Linked DNA regions of Mus musculus: region 2 is linked to region 1. A link is a loop called in an ENCODE intact Hi-C map of the cell type or tissue named here. Cell type or tissue: left cerebral cortex. All regions are shown on one strand. Links, peaks and the distances in the headings refer to the core of each region. The heading gives the core; the rest is flanking DNA.

Region 1 (6,198 bases), core at 743-4,742:
TCAGGGCCAAAAACTAAGGAAAAAAAGTGGTACCACCCACTTTTCGCCTGGATCTTCCCACATTGATTAAAGCATCAACACACACACACAGACACACACACACACACAGACACACACACACACACACACACACACAGACACTGCCACAGGTCAATCTGATCTAGACAATGCCTCATTGAGACTCTCTTCCCAGATGATTCTAAGTTGCATCAGGTTGGCAATCAAAACTGATCATCACAAGGCCATATACAAACTCAGCAGAAAGTTCATGACCAATGACGACACTGCCACAAGCTAAGAAAGTGTGGACACATGGCATAAGTCCCCCATGATGGTTGTCTTAGGGTTTTACTGCTGTGAACAAACACCATGACCAAAGCAAGACATATAAATGACAACATTTCATTGGGGCTGGCTTACAGGTTCAGAGGTTTAGTCCATTACCACTAAGGTGGGAACATGGCAGCACCCAGGCAGGCATGGTACAGGAAGAACTGAGATTTCTACATCTTCATCTGAAGGCTGCTAGCAGAAGACAAGCTTCCAGGCAGCAAGGACAAGGGTATTAAAGCCCACACCCAGAATGACACACCTACTCCAATAAGGCCACGCCTCCAAATAGTGCCACTCCCTGGACCAAGCATATAAAAACTATCACAATGGCTTTCTCAGTCTTGTCCCCTGACATCCTTACCCCATCTTTCCTCCTGGACAAGCAGACCAGAGGTTAGTCTTTCTGTACTCTTTTATTGCGATCAATACCAGTCAGGCTGACCTAAGGGGGGTGGGGGGAAGACTTATTACAAGGATCCAGGATGTCTCTGAGGACCCAGCTGATCAGCTTGACTCTTTACCAGGCAGGTATAACAGTGATCCAAAGGGAACAAGACAGGCAGCTTTGCAGACTGGCTTCCAAAGTCTCCCCCTGTGCCAATCCTAGCTGAGAAGGAATGCAGCTGGATGCTAGCACATGTGGTAAAGAACACTCCAGGGTTTTCACTGCCAACTCAGGATGAGTCAACACCATGAGGTGACTGCCAGAAAAGCCAACGTAATCTTGTGCTCATAAAAGAGAAGTGAGGATACAGCCTGCAGCACTGAGCAACACCCACCAAGGACCACAGAATAGACAGGGACCAGGGAGGACCAGAAATCATGTCCTACCATGAGCACTGGGGTATACTCGGGTGTTCCTGTCTGGTATAGGTTTCAGAAATTGGAGAGAATATCATGGGCTATGGTTTAATGGATTGTAGTCTGGGGTCAGACTGTTTGTTTGAATTGAAACCCCAACATAGGCAGACATTAGGTCCTTGCCACGCATTAGTAATGGACTTCTATTTTACTGTCGCCATAACCTTCTGAAGCTATAACCACAGTCAGTCCATATCATACAGATGAGACAACTGAGGGATTGAGATCCTTGCCAAGGACTACACTGCCAACAGGTTGAAGAAAAGGCTTTGAATATAAGGAGAGTATACTTTTGTTTATTCCCCTACATAGTACCATGTAAACCTGAATCCTTTTTTTTTAGTGTGTCCCAATGCTGCATTAAAAATCACTCAACACAATAGGGTGGTCGCACATATGCACAACACAGCTGTTGTGACAGTATGCACAAAACCTATGCTAGCTCAAGCCAGATAAAATTCCAGCATGAAGATAGGAAATGGGAATGAAACTCAACCCCTAGCTGAGAGACTCTGGGTAATCAATACCTGCTAGGAGGCGGAGCATCAGTTTTCTTTAAGGTTATAGCCTTATAGGTCAGTCAACCCCAGTAGCCACACATCCAAGAGCATAAGAGTGATGCCATTTGGATTTGATATGTTAAAAATAAAATAAAATAAAATAAAATAAAATAAAAGACAAAGGTGGGCAAGTGGGGAAGGGGAGTGTAGATCTGGAAGGAGTAGCAGAGGGTAAATGTGATCAAAACATATTATACAAAATTCTCAAGGAAAAATCACCTGAAGATGTAAAGGCTTAACCCAGATTAAAGGTCTATGTGTTCGCAGACCTGAAATCTTGATAGGACATGCTTATCTTTGCTCTGTTCAAAATCATATGGGATGGTTTGAAGCTGAGGCTAGGGCTAGGTCTGAGGCTGGCAGACAAGATGGGAAGGAAGCTGTACTCTCCAGTTGCTGCCTAGGAAGGGAAGATGGGAAGGCCTAGCACAAGAAGAGCTGGCTCTCGTTGGATGTCACCCTTTGTGGGATCTCCTCATGAGCATGAGGGTTATGAAGCAAACAGACATCTCATATCCTATATCTTGGCTCCCTGAGGACATGTCCCCAGATTCTCAATCACTTGTGCTCAGAGGTCATGCCATGTCCCCTTTGTCACATTCTGTTGGCTGAGGCAGTTGCAAAGATGCTCTTAGGTTCACGAGTTGGGACTCTAAATCAAGTACTTACTGAAGGAGTGTCACCACCACAAAGGGGACCATGTGGGGTGGGACAAACACCAATACACTCATTTTGGGAGAGACTGTCTACAGCAAGCATTCTCAGAATTCCAAGGATGGTCTGAGTGACTTACAATATGCCTCATCCTCACCAAACTCACCCCAGAATTCTGTTCTAGAAGGCATCTCAACCCCATCCTACAGAACAGAGAAAAGAGATGAACATTCAGGCCCTTTCATCTTGTCACCTGTGACTGGAGGATCTAGGAGCCCCAGGAGTGTTTGACCATGAAGCCACCTCCATGCACCCACATACTAGATGGTGACCACAGAGGCAGCTGCATGCATGGTGATGGACTGTGGGAGTCCTGACATCTGCCCGTCAGGCTTCGCCTCAGCCTTGCAGCTCAGAAACCATCCAGCCTTGGGCAAAGCTTTATTTCTCTGTGCTTTGATATTTCTGGAGAAACCCAGGTGCTTGCCTGAAGAGATGAATCAAGACAACGCACGTAAGGTGCTTTGTGCATTGTCTGGGAGCCAGTGAGGATTCTATAAATGTCAGCTTGCTGTCTTTACGGAAGCAACACAACAAAGACGTTTTCAAAGACAAATCTGTAACCACAACCAACAGTACAAATCATACACTCTCAAGCCCAGTTACTGCTCTCTGTCCATTGATGTCGCGATACACGCCTGTGTCAGGACACGGCGACAGAACACTGCGGGGCTCTCGCTGGCTGGGACAATCACACCCCTCTTCTCTCCTCCTCAGATAAACAAGCATGTGGTGGTTCTGCCTCCAAGAGCTCTGCTGTCCTTCCCTGAAGGGGGCCTCAGGTGACTCAGCTAGAAGGACATTCAGTGACTCATCAGGCACCAAGGACTGATTAAACGCCCTCAGATCTTGGGAAGGGAATAAACACCCAAGATACCCAAAGTTCGTTACCATTTCCAGACCCCAGAGGCTCCTCAGACAGGAGACCATCGACTAAATAATCAACTGAGCTTCCTTCCATGAGAGCGGAGGTGTTAGTCATTTGGTACACACACATCCCAGTGTGTGTCAGTATGAAGCACTGTAAGTTCCCTAGCAAAGATGCAGCCTCGTGGCTAGTCTCCTTTCTCACTCAACCCAAGGCTCCCCAGATCGTCCAGAACAGGTAAGTTCCCATTCGTGTCCCTAACTCAGATTGCTTCCAACAGGGATGACCTGGCTATATTGTCCCACAGACCCATCAAACCATTATAGAGGCCCACCATGGACTTACCTTCGTACATCAGATCAGGAACTTTTTCCATGGAGCACCCACAGTCTCACGTGGGTCCTCTTCTGCCCTGCCCCAGCAGGTGATCATCAGAACACCTTGTGCTTTAACCTTCTGATATCTGCCTCAACCCAACAACCTCTAAATCCATCTCTCGGGCCACCCCTAGCTTTTACTTCCTGTCCTAGGAGCTCTGTGGAAGGGACCAGGAACCCTGCTGTTCTCCTGGGACTCTTTAGTGACTCAATGAGGGCTACCCTTACCACTGACTTAGCCACTACAGGCTGAGTTGCATCTCTCCAACTCTCACATGCCCCAACTTCGGCACCTCAGAACATAGCTGTATTTAGAAACAGACAATTTAAAGAGACAACTAGGTCAAAGCCAGGCCATTTAGATGAGTTATCATCCAAGAAAACTGGTACTCGTGAGAGAGAGAGAGAGAGAGAGAGAGAGAGAGAGAGAGAGAGAGAGAGAGAGAGAGAGAGAGAGAGAGATTTGGGCATAATTGCATGCAGAAGAGAAGACAGACACCTATAAGCAAAAAGAAAGATCTCAAAAGAAACTACCTGAATCATTATCTTGAACTTCTAGCTTTCAGAGTCATGAGTAAACACGTAGGTTCTTGTGACAGATTGAGCACACTAATAACGCACACCTCAGCTCCATCCCATGGATGTGAGCTCTAGTATACAAACTTCCTTCTTCTGAGAACCAGGTTTGCCTCAACTCTTCCCTAAGGGTTTAATATTCCCCCCAAACTCTTCATCCAGGCAGCTATTTTCTCCAGGAAGCCATCCTTGACCTTTGTCTTTTAGCATCCACGAGAATGTCTTCCATAGACTCACATAGTTGAGAATTTTGTTCCCAGATGGTGGCACGATTGGGGAAGGTCTAGATGGTGTACATCCCTGCTGAAGGAAGTATGTCACTGCAGATGAGTTTTGAGATTTAAAGCCTCACAGGACTTCAGTTTGCTCTCAGCTATGCGCTTATGTTTGAAGACATGAACTCTCAGCTTCCAGCTTCTGCTGTCCATGCCTGTCTTCTGCCTTGCCTCCCCACTATAACAGACTCTTTTCTCTCTAACTGTAGGCCAAAATGTGTAAATTCTTCTATAAGCTGCCTCAGACACAGCGTTTTATCATTGCAGCAGAAAAAATAGCTCCATCTCCAGCCATTTCCTCTCATAGCCTCATATTTCAACTACCTGTTGATTCAGGAGTGTCTGACAGTAGAGAATAGCAACCATGTCTGGCCCATCTAAACATGTGCCTTAAACATTGTCCCCTAGCTATAAGGTTTTCAATAAAACCCTCTATATGATGGAAGGATAATGGGTAAGCAAAAATCCTTAAACTTTCCAAAATGGGGGCTTTGGTGGGGCTGATGGTTGCTTTGGGGCTTTGTTTGGTTTTGGTTTTGTTCTGTTTTGCTTTGGTTTTTTTTTGTTTGTTTGTTTGTTTTGTTTTTTTGTTTTTTTGTTTTTTTTTGTTGTTGTTGTTTTTTTTTTGAGACAGGGTCTTCTGTATCTCAAGCTGATCTGGTTTCTCCCATTCCATTGGTAACCAGTCTCAACCCAGCTCAGTTTCCAAGACCAGATTGAATCCTGTATGTTAAAGATAGTATGTCCACACACTGTCTTGTGAAGATCTGCAACTCTCTACTTGGCCAAGGATGGTTTTGAACTTCTTCTGCCTCCAACATGCTGAGATCACAGGCAGGTGCCACCACGCTGATTTTATGAAGCACTGGGGATGGAACCCAAGGCTTCATAAGTTCTAGGCAAGTGCTCTACCAATTGGGCTACATTCCCCAACCCATTTAGTACTGCTTAAAGTCACCAAGTATCTTACAGGAATACAAAAAGTCAGTCTTGTTTAGTGGAATCTCAGTTTCCAAAGCAAAAGCATTCTCTGATTAAAAAAACTGCATTCAATCAACCACGATGTGGTCTTTGAAGCAAGGGATAGCTATGAGACATAAGTGAACTACTAATACAGATTTAGTTCAAGCACAGGACCACATATGACATATATCCCATGGTGAGGAATAGCCACACTGGGAAACTGAGTCCTAGAAGTCCTGGTATTCCTACGAGAGTCAAGACAATGCCTGTGCATCTCCACAAGAGATGGTGCGTGAGCCTTGCTTTCTGCAGGCAGACTCAGTGCTAGAACATATAATCAATATGATCATGCCTCTTGAATGTATGTGCCCACCTTCACTTCAGAAGGATGGACAGAGGTTCCTCGTGTGGAGCTTTGAAGAACCTCACTCTCGACACTCTGGCTCTGACCTTCCCCTGTGAGGTACTGATCTGGATAATATTTCTCCTGTATGAAGCAAACCTGATTCTGTGAATGAAGACCCATCTACTTCTAAGAAAAGCCACCTGATGTTAGTACCACCCAGACCTAGAAAGATGGCCCGTGTGCAGACAGATCCCTTCTGCCAGCCCTTCTGCCTGTTGCCTGGTTGCTTTCCTCATTATCTAGGAATTGTGTTAGACCTGTTTGT
Region 2 (6,198 bases), core at 822-4,821, 180 kb before region 1:
AACATTAGTAAGCTAGGGCTACTTCCATAGCATCTACATGCAGTTTCTTTATCAGATATATAACTTACAAGTATTTTCCCCAAATTCTGGCTTTCTCTTTTCATTTTCTTAACAGCATTTATCTAAAAATGCAAAAATTCTCAATTCCTGCAAAGTTCAATTTATTAAGCTGTTTTTGTTTTTAAATATAAGTTGTTCTTTTTCAGTGCACTTCGATTAAGTTTTGTCATTATATATCTTATGATTCATTTTGATTTTGTGCCAGGGTCAATCAAGGTTCATTTTGCTTGCATGTGGTGAACAGCGTTGTTTATAATTTCTCCATAACAAATGAAAACAATGAGGTCCAAAGAGTCCAGCTGAGAGCCACTAAGTTACACATCTTATGAACGACTGATCAGCACTTGGAGCCAGCACTTCTGATTGTGAATAGGGCTCTGCCTGCATGTTACCTCCACTGTGCAGGCAACTGTGCTTTCTCAAGGGTTGGTGTCAAGTCAATCCCACTTCAAGTCCTGACTGTACTATTCTAGGCAAGTTACTTTAATTTTTTTCCTTTGAGAAACTGAGCTAATGAAAATATTTTCTCATGAATCTTTTGTAAGGATCTCACCTAATGCCTATAAAATGCCTAGCACAAGGTGTAGAATTGAGCCCATGTACTATGCAGGTCTATGTGCTCAGAAGTCTCCTCTCCTTGGCTCTCCCCTTGACCGAGCCCATGCCTGACATCTTTTAAATATCAGTACAGTCTATGTTGACACTGCAAGTTAAGGATTGTAAACAAGAATTCTTGGAGAGAAACTGTCTACATGGGGTGATCAACTGATATAAATTTCAATGACTATGTAGAATTTAGAATACTGTTACAGCCTAATTAAAAGTTTTTTGGTGAAAACTTCAACCCCCTAAGAGATGAACCTTTCTTACCTCTGTACCTGACTTAACATCCTGATAAACAGATTAAGAAAAGAACAGCTTGAAATGTATTAACTTTACATAGCCTTACTCTCTACCAACAGAAGGGCTAGGAATCAGATAGTATCTGAGTCGTATAGTAGAGATCCCTCTGTCCGTTGTAACGTAAAGTTTCTACCAACATGTTTTAAAAATGCTTTGGTTTATAACTTCCTTTTTTGTTACTATAAAAACCCCATGAAACTGCTTTCACACTGGAACATGGAACCTGGGTGTCTTCATTTTCCATTGCTGTGATAAAACACCATGACCAACGTACCTTAATGAAGAAAGAGTTTGTTGGGTCTCACAGTTCCAGAGGGTTAGAGTCCATGACCATCATGGTGGGGAGCTTGGCAACAGGCAAAGAGACATGGTGCTGGAGCAGTAGCTGAAGGCTTACACTCGATCCACAAGCATCAGGCACACAGAGAGAGCTAACTATAAATTGTATAGGCTTTTGAGACCTCTAAGCCCACACCTTCTCCAGAAAGGGCATACCTCCTAATCCTTTCCAAACAGTTCCACCAGCTAGGGATCAAGTATCCAAATATATGAGCCTATGGGAGCCATTTTCATTCAAATAAAAACAGCATGGGTAACCTAGCTCTTTGTTTCCTGGGCTATGGTTACTCAAACCGGACTCCAGTATAAATTGTCTCTTATTTGCTTTGAGGTGAGAGTTGTCTTTTTATATCAACAGGGCAAATTAAGAGAAGAGACAGAAATTCTTCATAGTGGAATTACACCATGTAGCTTTGTTCATTCAATGCTAGAATGACATATTTGCTCAATAGTCACTTTACTCTAAAGCTGTTTTGGCAAATCCTACTCACATCTATGAGAGATACATGTGGACTTGAGGTTGGAGTTTGTGGTTATTCAACACTAAGATGGTCTCCAACCCCTGTTATTCATACCCCGTGTAAACTTCCCCTTGAAAGTAGCCAGGATCTGTCACTTGTCTTAAACCAATGCTGTATGTTAATGTAGCTTTTGTAGACCTGTGTAAGGCTGTAACCCTAGTCTTTACTGAGAATGCTTCTACCTGCCAATAGCAAGAAAGGAGGGCATCAGTCCAGTAGAGCAGAAGGAAAACAATTTGGGAAAATTCAAAAGAAACTAATCCCCACATACATCCAACCTAGTTAAACTGCATCTAGACTCCCAAGCATAGAGACTGTGACCTTCTGTGGAAATGTCTTAGGTGGTAATAGACAATGATAGATAAAGAAGCCAAGATAGCAAAACAGAAGAATGTCCAGGCAGATCCAAGGACATAACAGGAACCGTTCTTCGCACCCTTCAGAGGATTCTCTCTCTATCCTTATAAATATGCAGTGACTTCTATCTTGATAAAACCTACACAGCTCCTCCTTGTACCTTGCTTTCCCCCGACAAGCTGTTGCAGAATTAGCTCACTCAAAAATGGACTCCTTTATAATAAGAAAGGCTTCATCACTGGGCAGCTCCACAAAATGATTAAAAAGTGGGTTAGAGCACTTCTGGCTTTGTTATTGACAGCCAAACATGCTTATTTTTTCTCTATCTTATACACAAGGGGTGGTGTCTGCTACCCTATTCCTGGATGATCTAAAATACAACTAATTTCTCCAATTAAAAAAAAAGGAGTTTCTAGCATTCCGTATGCTAATTAACTAACTCAAAGTATTGATTCAGCTAAGACCTCTTGAAATCCTAATTAAGCACTCACTCTCGGAGTGTTGATTACTGTTAACTTTCATACATACATGTACACCACTTACAGTGAAGTATTTTAAATAAATTACCATGCTTACAATATGCCACCGAGAGAACCCTGATTTTGTTTGGGCTCCTCTGTATACAACCTAAGAGATGATGAAGTTTCTCTCTGCTATCCATCACAAGAAACTTAGCATCTTTCTGCCAGGTACTTTTATAGCCCTCCCTGGAATCATACGTATCCATGTGATTGAGTTCTGGTCTAAGAAAAGGAAAATGGAAAGCCTAATATGCTCCCCCACACACCCACAGCCCCAGAATTTAAGAGGATGAACTTAAAGCCAACCTGGCCTACATAGAGGGATTATATCTTAAAACACAAAAGAAGAAAAAGAGGGATGAGGAAGAAGAAAAAGAGGAAGAAGAAGAAGGAAGGAAGGAGGGAGGGACGGAGGGAGGGAGGGAGGTAAGGAGGGAGGGAAGGAGGGAGGGGGAGAGGGAGGGGGAGAGAGATACAAGATAGTTTCTTAAATATGTCTGCATTTGTTTCCATGTTTTTGTAAGTGGCTAAAAGAAAATGTGATGATCTAGAGTTGAACCAGCTACTTTGTGTTCATGAGACCTCCAGGATGAGGAAGGAAAATGTAAGTGCTAAGAACAGCATGGCAAGGCCTAGGTTTTGGTGACTATGTATAGTTATTCTTAGCTTATTTGTGCTGTGGTAAAATACTTGAGAGTGAGTAATCTGTAAACAACAGGAATTTATTTTTCTTGCTTCTGAAGTCTGAAAAGTTTAGAATTCACTTTTTAGAAAAGGCTCACTCTTGCTGGTATCATCTTGCTGGCTCCTCATATGGACAAAAGCCTAACTAGTCTCCTGATCCCTTTTATAAATTACCTATTTGATTTATGAGGGTGTATCCATCATGACTTAACCTCAACCCGAAGACCCCACCTACTTCTACTACATTAGTTCTTGAGGTTCAAAGGGGTTTCTGTCCACCCAAAATTGTTTTTGTCTAAAAGAAATGCAGGGACAAAAATGTAGCAGAGACCGAAGGAAAGACTGGCCAGTGACCGGCCCAACTTAGGATCCATCCCATGGGTGGATGACAAACCCTAGCACTATTACTGATGCTATGTTGTACTTACAGAGAGGAGCCTAGCATAGCTGTCTTCTGAGAGTCTCTACCAACAGCTGACTGAGACAGATTCTTAAAGCCAATCATTGGTCTGAGGTCAGGGATCCCTATGGAAGAATTAGGGGAAGGGGATTGCAACCCTATAGGAAGACCAACAGTGTCAACTACAATGGACTCCTGAGACCTCCCAGAGACTAAGCCACCAGCCAAAGAACATACATGGGCTGGTCTGAAGCCCCAGCACATATTAGCAGAGGACTGCCTTGTCTGGCCTCAGAGGAAGAGGATGCACCTAATCCTATAGAGACTTGATGCCCAAGGGAGGGGGATACCAGATGGGCAGTCTCTCAGGGGCAAAGGAGGTGGGAGAAGAACTCTTCCAGAAGGAACCTGGGGGGGGGACATTTTGGAACTAACTAAATTAATTAATTAATTTACTTTTAAAAGGTAATCGTATCTATGGGTTGTAGTGAGTGTTAGTTAGTTACCTGCATCCCAAAGTATCTCACCTGATACACTGTCTACTGGCTCTAGATAATAAAGATAAGAAAAGATTGTTTTGAGCCATCTGCTTTAAACACACACACACACACACACACACACACACACACACACACACACACACAGGGGTGGGGGATGAGTGGGAGAAAAAGAGAGATGGGGGAGCTTTTACTCCTAAAGTAGAATTATCCTTCTCAGAGCCAGGGAACTCTTTCTTTCCTTTTTCAAATTAATATTCAAATGTTCTGTAATCCACTGCCATCACCTCTACTTTCATAATCCATCCACTTACACTAGAAATGAGTGATATTTTATTATCGCTGCCTCTGGGTCATGAGTTGGAGCTGCTACTGTTTTTTGATATAGTAAACTATGGACTCTCAGAAGAGGTGGTACCTGGAGCCATGTTTTAGCTCCTGGTCTCCAATACCCCTTTTGTTGGGTATGTGTTTTATTATTTCTGATTTGTCCTCCTATAGTGCATTTTGACTTTGTAACTAGTGTGTTCTGAGATACACACACACTTTTCTTCCAAAATCTTGTCAGTGGAAGAATTTTGAAAGATTACTGTAGCAAGACACACAAACATTTTGGGGAGGATAAGCTTGTAGGAATTTGGGAGCTATGGACTAATGCATGATTTAGTGTCATTTTAGAGTGTTTTTGGACAGTTCTGGTCTAGGTTTGTTCAATCTCACAGAACTAACAATTGCATCTTTCCTAACTCTTCATTCTGGTCTGATTTCTGTTGCTTTGATAAAGCATCCTGATCAAAAGTGATTTGGGGGAGGAAGGGACTATTTGGGTCACAACTTCAAGTCATAGGCTATCATTAAGGGGAAGTCAAGGCAGGAACTCAAGCAGATATTCACAAAGCAAAGTCAAGAGCAGAGATAAATAAACTCACCCTTGCTGCTTGCTTCTACTCAACTGTTTTCCCACTGGACTTTCTGTCTAAGGAAAGGTGCCACCCACAGAGGGCTAGATCAATTAACAATCAAGACAATGCCTCACAGACACGCCCACAGGGTAACGTAGTGTAGATCATCCTGAATTGAGATTACCTCCTCCCAGGTGACTATAGGTGTTATTAAGATAACAATCAAAACCACCCAGCATATCATTTCACAGGATAAAAATTAAGGGAATAAAGTGAGAGGTTATTTTCAGCAGTTCATGGCTACCTGGGTTTTCCCATGGCTCATCTATTAGCTGAGTGAATGACCTTGATCCAGTTACTTAAATGCTCAGTGCCCAAGCTTTCTCATTTGTAAAAATGAGAGTAAATGAGAAAGTAATTCCTGTTTTACAGAGGATTTCTTAGGCTAGAATGAGAGAATTATATATGCAGACTATATAAAATTGCAGCCTATGATGTAAGGTTACCTGTATGTTATCAGCTTCATTATCATCATCATCATCATCATCATCATCATCAACAGCAACAGCAACAACAACAACAGCAGCTCTGACCACATGTGAGCATTATGTGAAACCTAAGAGGGTAATGACAAGATACTACCAATCACTTCAAGTTAGGAATATCAACAAAACCAACAGGATCAAATAGAGAAATAAGGAAGAGATCAAACAAACAAAAACAAACCTTCAATCAAGAGAGGATAGTAAAAAGGGACTGAAGTAGGGGGAAGAGGAGAAAAGAAAGGTGTAGTGGGGGCAGCAGTGAAGGAAGCAGAAGAGAAAACCATATGGCAGTTAGTGGCACTGTGTAGACTGGAAACCAGGGCTGAGTGACAAAATCAGGCAGGTATCACTGTAACTTTAAGGGGACCATCATTCAAAATGTCCCACAAAGCACAACATAGTTTCCATGTAATTCCATTGGTTATGGTCAAGCTGTGTTCCTGAGATAAAAGCCAGCTCTTCACCTTAG

What was found. A loop is a pair of places that touch in the nucleus more often than their neighbours do. Peaks named below come from ENCODE experiments on the same cell type or tissue, not always from the same donor. Only the 100,000 strongest peaks of a DNase experiment are listed, where the experiment ranks them.
Region 2: it touches region 1 in a loop (2.7-fold over the local background); 1 of 42 quality-filtered maps calls a loop at or near these places.

What each region holds. Positions count from the first base shown.
Region 1 is chr11:44,322,525-44,328,722 of GRCm38, forward strand. No RefSeq gene overlaps it. Among named protein-coding and RNA genes, the nearest start is that of Il12b, 74 kb to the right of the region's middle. In left cerebral cortex, for the core only: no CTCF peak of the experiment used is centred there; DNase peaks (open chromatin) are centred at 1,012 and 3,184.
Region 2 is chr11:44,144,299-44,150,496 of GRCm38, forward strand. No RefSeq gene overlaps it. Among named protein-coding and RNA genes, the nearest start is that of Gm12153, 190 kb to the left of the region's middle. In left cerebral cortex, for the core only: no CTCF peak of the experiment used is centred there; DNase peaks (open chromatin) are centred at 2,337 and 2,845.